2 separate regions of the Homo sapiens genome follow, and region 2 is linked to region 1. Evidence: read pairs that join two places in POLR2A ChIA-PET (ENCODE). Cell type or tissue: B cell. All regions are shown on one strand. Links, peaks and the distances in the headings refer to the core of each region. The heading gives the core; the rest is flanking DNA. Region 1 overlaps TEAD2 (TEA domain transcription factor 2). Region 2 overlaps RRAS (RAS related).

Region 1 (2,900 bases), core at 287-2,786:
TCACCACCTGCCAGGAAGGCCAGGACAAGGGACTTATGCTTAGAAGGGAGGGCAGGGACCCCTGTGCCCCCCTGCCAAGCTATCATGGAATACCCAGCAGGCTCTTTTCCATCTCCAGGAAACAGGCCGCCACCATATCATGTTCCCCAGGAGAAAGGGATGCCCAAAAGTCAGTTCCCTGGGCAATGGGGGTTACCCCTCAGCTGAGCGTTGGCAGTTATGGTGTATCACATCTCAGGGTTAATCGGGTTCCCATCACATCACATTCCCTGGGTAAAAGGGGTCCCCATCATGTCACAAGTAAAGGGAGAACCCTCCCTGCAGGTTCCGCGGTCAAGGGGTCTCTGCCTCAGCAGTCCAAAAAGTTAAAGGGGCTCCCACCATATCATGTTCCTTGACAAGCTGAGGATCTGCCTTCGAGTGCCCTCCAGTCAGCTTCACCAGGGAAGGAGGGACCCACCTTATGTGCGAGTGCTGTGGGGCTGGGCGTGGTGGCTCACACCTGTAATCCCAGCACTTTGGGAGGCCTAGGCAGGTGGATCACTTGAGGTCGGAGATCAAGACCAACCTGGCCAACATGGTGAAACCCCATCTCTACTAAAAATACAAAAATTAGCCAGGCGTGGTGGGGCGTGCCTGTAATCCCAGCTACTCGGGAGGCTGAGGCAGGAGAATCACTTGAACCCGGGAGGCAGAGGTTGCAGTGAGCCGAGATCTTGCCACTGCACTCCAGCCTGGGCGACAGAGCGAGACTCCATCTCAAAAAAAAAAAGAGAGAGAGTGCTGTGACATCCCCACCCTGGGTGAAGGGTCCCCTAAACTAAGGGTCAATGGTGGGGTCCCCGCTGCATCAGTTTCCTAGTTAAAAGAGCCTCAGGCTGAGGGCTCACTTTGGAGTCCCTGCTGTGTCAGTTCCTGGGTGAGGAGATCCCCTAGACTGAGGGTCTGTTATAGGTACTGTCCCTCCACACTGGGGGGCCCCACTCCAGCCCAGCCCCAGGCATCACCTGGAGGATGGTGAAGTTTTCCAGGACGCTGTTCATCATGTATCGCTCAGGCAGCTGCCGCAACTTGTGCAAGAAATTCACCAGGTACTCGCACATGGGCGAGCGCAGCAGGCGGTACACAAATCTGCCGTCCTCCAGCTGGGCCCGTTCCGTCTGAACCAAGGGGAAGGGAGTTGGGAAAATGGTGGCTGAGAGACCCACGGGTCACCCCAGGAATTGAGCTCCACCCTGTGCCTCTAAGATGCCACCACACTCACTCTCACTGCCACCTTCCTTTCATCACCCCACCCACAGTGACTGGAGACTGGGCCTGAACCCTCGGAGATCCGAATCAGGATCTCTGAGCCTGCAAATCACAAGCCCCTCAAAGTGATTCTCTGAACCCCCAAAGACCTCTGGACTCCTCTAACCTCCCAGCCCTCAGATACCCTCCAAAGACCCCTCCATGACGTCTTCAAACTCTGACTTCTAAACTTGAGACTTCCCCAAGTCTCCAGCAACTGTAAGTGTGACTTCTGAACCTTCTTGCCCTAAGAACCTCTCCATATCCATAAGACCCTTCTCAATCTCAGTGACTCTAAGTCTCTATACTACACATTACCTGTCAGCCCGCAGAATGATCCCTGCCTGTGACTTCTGAACTGCCCATTAGCTCCCAACGCATGCATTAAACCCTCAAAGAGGCTGGGACCCACTCCCTCCATGCATACTCCCAAATGCCTGAGTCATGATGGCTTCTGGTCCATTCTGCACCCCCAAGTGCTGACCCAGAGCTCCACCCCTCCAGCCTCACCTCCACCTTCTCCACCACCTGCTTGCCAAAAGAGCAGACCTTGGAGGAACAGGTGAGGGTCATGTGTTCCAGGCTCTCATACTGGCTGCTCACTCCGTAGAAGCCACCACTGCTGATGCTGCCACCGGCCCCTGCCTCCTCACCACTTGGGCCCCAGTTCAGGTCCGCCTGGGAGATGGGAAGGCACAGATGAGTCAGAGGGGACATCCCTTATAAACAGTGGGGACTACCAGGCGCAGTGGTTCACACCTGTAATCCCAGTACTTTGGGAGGCCGAGGCGGGCGGATCACCTGAGGTTGGGAGTTCAAGACCAGCCTGACCAACATGGAGAAACCCCATCTCTACTAAAAATACAAAATTAGCCGGGCGTGGTGGTGCATGCTTGTAATCCCAGCTACTGGGACACTGACGCAGGAGAATCACTTGAACCCGGGAGGCAGAGGTTGCGGTGAGCCGAGATCATACCATTGCACTCCAGCCTGAGCAACGAGAGCGAAACTCCATCTTAAAAAAAAAAAAAACACAGTGGGGACTCTGCCCCATAGCCTACCATTACCCCTGCAGTTCCCGGCTTGATTCTTCAGTGTTGTTTTGTTTTTTTGTTGTTTGTTTGTCTTTTTTTTTGGGGGGGGGGGAACAGGGTCTTGCTCCGTCACCCAGGCAATGTGTGGTGGTACAATCACAGCTCACTGCAGCCTCGACCTCCTGAGCTCAAGTGATCCTCCCATCTCAGCCTCCTGAGTAGCTAGGACCACAGGTGCATGCCACCACATCCAGCTAATATTTTGTATTTTTTGTAGAAACAGGGTTTCACCATGTTGCCCAGGCTGGTCTCCAACTCCTGGGCTCAAGCGATCCTCCCACCTTGGCCTCCGAAAGTGCTGGGATTACAGGCATGAGCCACCGCGTCAGGCTTTCAAAGTTCTCCAAGGGCTGGTTTCTGGAGAAGATCCACCGTCCATCAGCGTTGAAGAAGTCTGGGTCCCCAAAACAGTCTTGGCCCTGTCTCCCCAGTAACCAAAGGAGCCCTGGAATTCAATTTCAACCTTTTTTCTTTTCTTTTTTTTTTTTCTGAGATGAAGTCTCGCTCTTGTTGCCC
Region 2 (2,900 bases), core at 296-2,795, 290 kb after region 1:
TTGGTTATGCTTTATAAACTTCTTCTGCTCCTCCCCAAGCAATAGGTTCTAGATGCGAGGGTTCTAGGTGGAGGGAGGCCTTAGAACATGTGTGCCCTGAATTCGTTCACCTTCCCAGAGTTCATTCCCCCACCCTTTTTTTTTAAGAGATGGGGGTCTCGCTATGCTGCCCAGGCTGGTCAAAAACTCCTGGACTCAAGCGGTCCTCCCGCATTGGCCTCCCAAAATGCTGCGATTACAGGAGTGAGCCACAGTGCCCGACCCTCATTACCTTTTTAGAAAGCACCTCCTGACGTTGGCAGTGACATTTATTTTTCTGGGGGAGGGGAGTTATATACAGCAGTGACCCGGAGCCCCTCACCCCCACCAGGCTTAGGTGGGGACAGGAGGCGTTGGCAGAAGGCACACAGTGGCAGTAGCCCAGAAGAGGCCAGGAAGTAAGGGTGGGTATGTGATGTGTCCTGGGAGACCCAGATGAGGAAATTGAGGCTCAGTGAGGGCCTCAGGTCACACAGCAAGGTGCGAAGGCAGCTAGTCCCGAGAGCTTGTGGTGGTTGCTTCTCTCTTGCCTGGGCTACAGGAGGACGCAGGGGCAGCCCCCGCCCTTCTTCCTGGGGGCACTGGGAGGGCTCGGTGGGAGCTCTTGTTCCTGGTATTTCCTGTGGGAAAACGCCAGTGAGTTTGGAGTGGAAGGGCTGGGGACAAGGACGACAGGAAGGGGACTTGGCTCACCGGACAGCCCGCACCAGCTGCTCAAAAGCCTCGTCCACGTTGAGACGCAGTTTGGCCGAGGCCTCAAAGTAGGCCACGTGGTGGGAGGCGCCGAAGGCAGAGGCTTCTGATCGGGGGACCTGGGGGTAGGGGGGACACGGGGGAGTCAGGTCCCTGCACTCAGGGTGACCGCAGCCAGAGAGACAGACAGGCAGGCTGGATACTCTAGGAGAGGTGACCCACTGTGAGAACTCAAAGAGGAAGAGCTCCTGAGAGATTATGGAGGGAGATGCCGCAGGGGCTTGGTGTCTTCTAAGTAAGGGATGGGGGCAGGCTTCGTGGGCACTTGCCCTGCTATGCCTTAGATAACCAGGAGTGGGCAGGCAGGGAAGTCAGGGTGTTCCCGGCAGAGGCAGGCGGAACCCCAAAGCCTGGAAATCCCCAGAGCCTTTGCCAGATGGATGAGTTCTGTGTGGAAATCGTTGTGGGGGAAGTGATGGGAGCAGGGAAAGGAGGGGCGCAACTGTGCGGGGCATCTGGCACCTGGGGAGGAACTGGGGAGCCATGGAGGGGGCCGGCCATGAGCAGGGGAGGTGCTGGGGCTGGTGGGAGGTTGGCTGGAAGGGAGGAATGCGAGGAAGGGGCAAAGAGAGCTGGCGGACGGGGGGTGAATGTCCTTTGTTCCGTCCAGCAGCCTCTCCTGAGGACACTTGCATGCTAGGCCCTCTGCTCGGTGATGCCGGGGACCCTGAAGGTCCAGTTTGGGGGTAACCCATCTAGGTGAGCTGTGTGACAGTGGCAGTCGCAGCACTGCAGGAACAGAGGAGGATGCTGATGGGGGACAGGTGTGCTGGAAGGAGCCTCCCAGACTGAGATGGGGTCCCCAGAAAGAGGGGTGTCCCGAACCTGGCGCTGTGACTCCAGATCTGCCTTGTTCCCGACCAACACAACGGGGAAGTCGTCGCGGTCCTTGACCCGCAGAATCTGCGTGAAGAGCTTGCCCACCTCGTTGAAACTGCGAGTGAAGCCGGAGGCATGAGGTCCAGCCAGCTGCAGAGCCCAGGTCCTCCCCACACCCACCCACTGCTCCGCCACCAGCAACCCCTGTCACCTCTGCCGGTCGTTAATGGCGAACACCAGCAGGAAGCCGTGGCCAGCACGCATGTACTGCTCTCTCATGGCCCCGAACTCTTCCTGGCCCGCGGTGTCCAGGACTGCAGAGACAGGGAGAGGGGCCATCGTGGGGACCAGGCTCCCCGCAGTCACCCCCAAGAGCCCTCAGCCCCCACTGACACCACCCCCATCCATCATCCATCCTTGCCGCCCTCACTGTCCAGCCGGGCTGGGATGCCATCCACACTGCAGATCTTCGTGTAGGAGTCCTCAATAGTGGGGTCGTAGTCAGACACGAAGTAGGACTGGCGGGGTGGGGAGAGGATAGTTACTGCAGTGCCCCGGCAGACAGGACGAAGCCCTGCCCTTGGGATGCCTCTCTCAGTCTCTGTCCCTCTCTCTCTAAATGTCTGTCCCTGTTGCTGGGTCTCTGCCCCCTTTTCTCTGGGTCTCTGTCCCGTCTGTCTCTCTGAGTCTTTTTTTTTTTTTTTTTTTTTTGAGACGGAGTTTCGCTCTTGTTGCACAGGCTGGAGTGCAATGGCGAGATCTCGGCTCACTGCAACCTCCGCCTCCTGGGTTCAAGAGATTCTCCTGCCTCAGCCTCCCAAGTAGCTGGGATTACAGGCATGCGCCACCACACCTGGCTAATTTTGTATTTTTAGTAGAGATGTGTTGGTCAGGCTGTGTTGGTCAGGCTGGTCTCGAACTCCTGACCTCAGGTGATCCGCCCGCCTGGGTCTCCCAAAGTGCTGGGATTACAGATGTGAGCCACTGCGCCCTGCCCTGTCCTTCTCTCTCTCTCCAGATGTCTGTCCTTGTTGCTGGGTCTCTGCCCCCTTTTCTCTGGGTCTCTGTCCCCTCTGTCTCTCTGAGTCTCTATTACTCTCTCTCTCTGGGTCTCTGTCCCCTTCTCTTTGGGTAGCTGCTCCCCTGCCCCCCTTTCCCTGCCCCCCACCCCTCCTACCAGTCTTCTTCTCTCTGAGTCACTCCTGGTCCTCTCTTTCTGGTATAAGGTACATGTCCCACATCGTGATTACATCCTAGCTGTGTGACACTGAACAAATCACTTCCCCTCT

The links. Peaks named below come from ENCODE experiments on the same cell type or tissue, not always from the same donor. Only the 100,000 strongest peaks of a DNase experiment are listed, where the experiment ranks them.
Region 2: POLR2A ChIA-PET joins it to region 1 with 5 read pairs; 1 of 35 experiments calls an interaction of 5 or more read pairs at or near these places.

The regions. Positions count from the first base shown.
Region 1 is chr19:49,341,431-49,344,330 of GRCh38, forward strand. TEAD2 (TEA domain transcription factor 2) reads right to left here. Exons shown (of 13, transcript NM_001256660.2): 11 at 1,801-1,968; 12 at 1,008-1,160; 13 at 1-7. Among named protein-coding and RNA genes, the nearest start is that of CD37, 7.5 kb to the left of the region's middle. RefSeq lists an enhancer at 1,659-1,758. In B cell, for the core only: no CTCF peak of the experiment used is centred there; DNase peaks (open chromatin) are centred at 1,431, 1,681 and 1,867; H3K27ac peaks cover 845 bases.
Region 2 is chr19:49,635,002-49,637,901 of GRCh38, forward strand. RRAS (RAS related) reads right to left here. Exons shown (of 6, transcript NM_006270.5): 2 at 2,042-2,129; 3 at 1,823-1,925; 4 at 1,618-1,726; 5 at 733-851; 6 at 291-659. The coding sequence ends at 575. Among named protein-coding and RNA genes, the nearest start is that of RRAS, 3.7 kb to the right of the region's middle. RefSeq lists an enhancer at 1,194-1,760. In B cell, for the core only: no CTCF peak of the experiment used is centred there; a DNase peak (open chromatin) is centred at 1,784.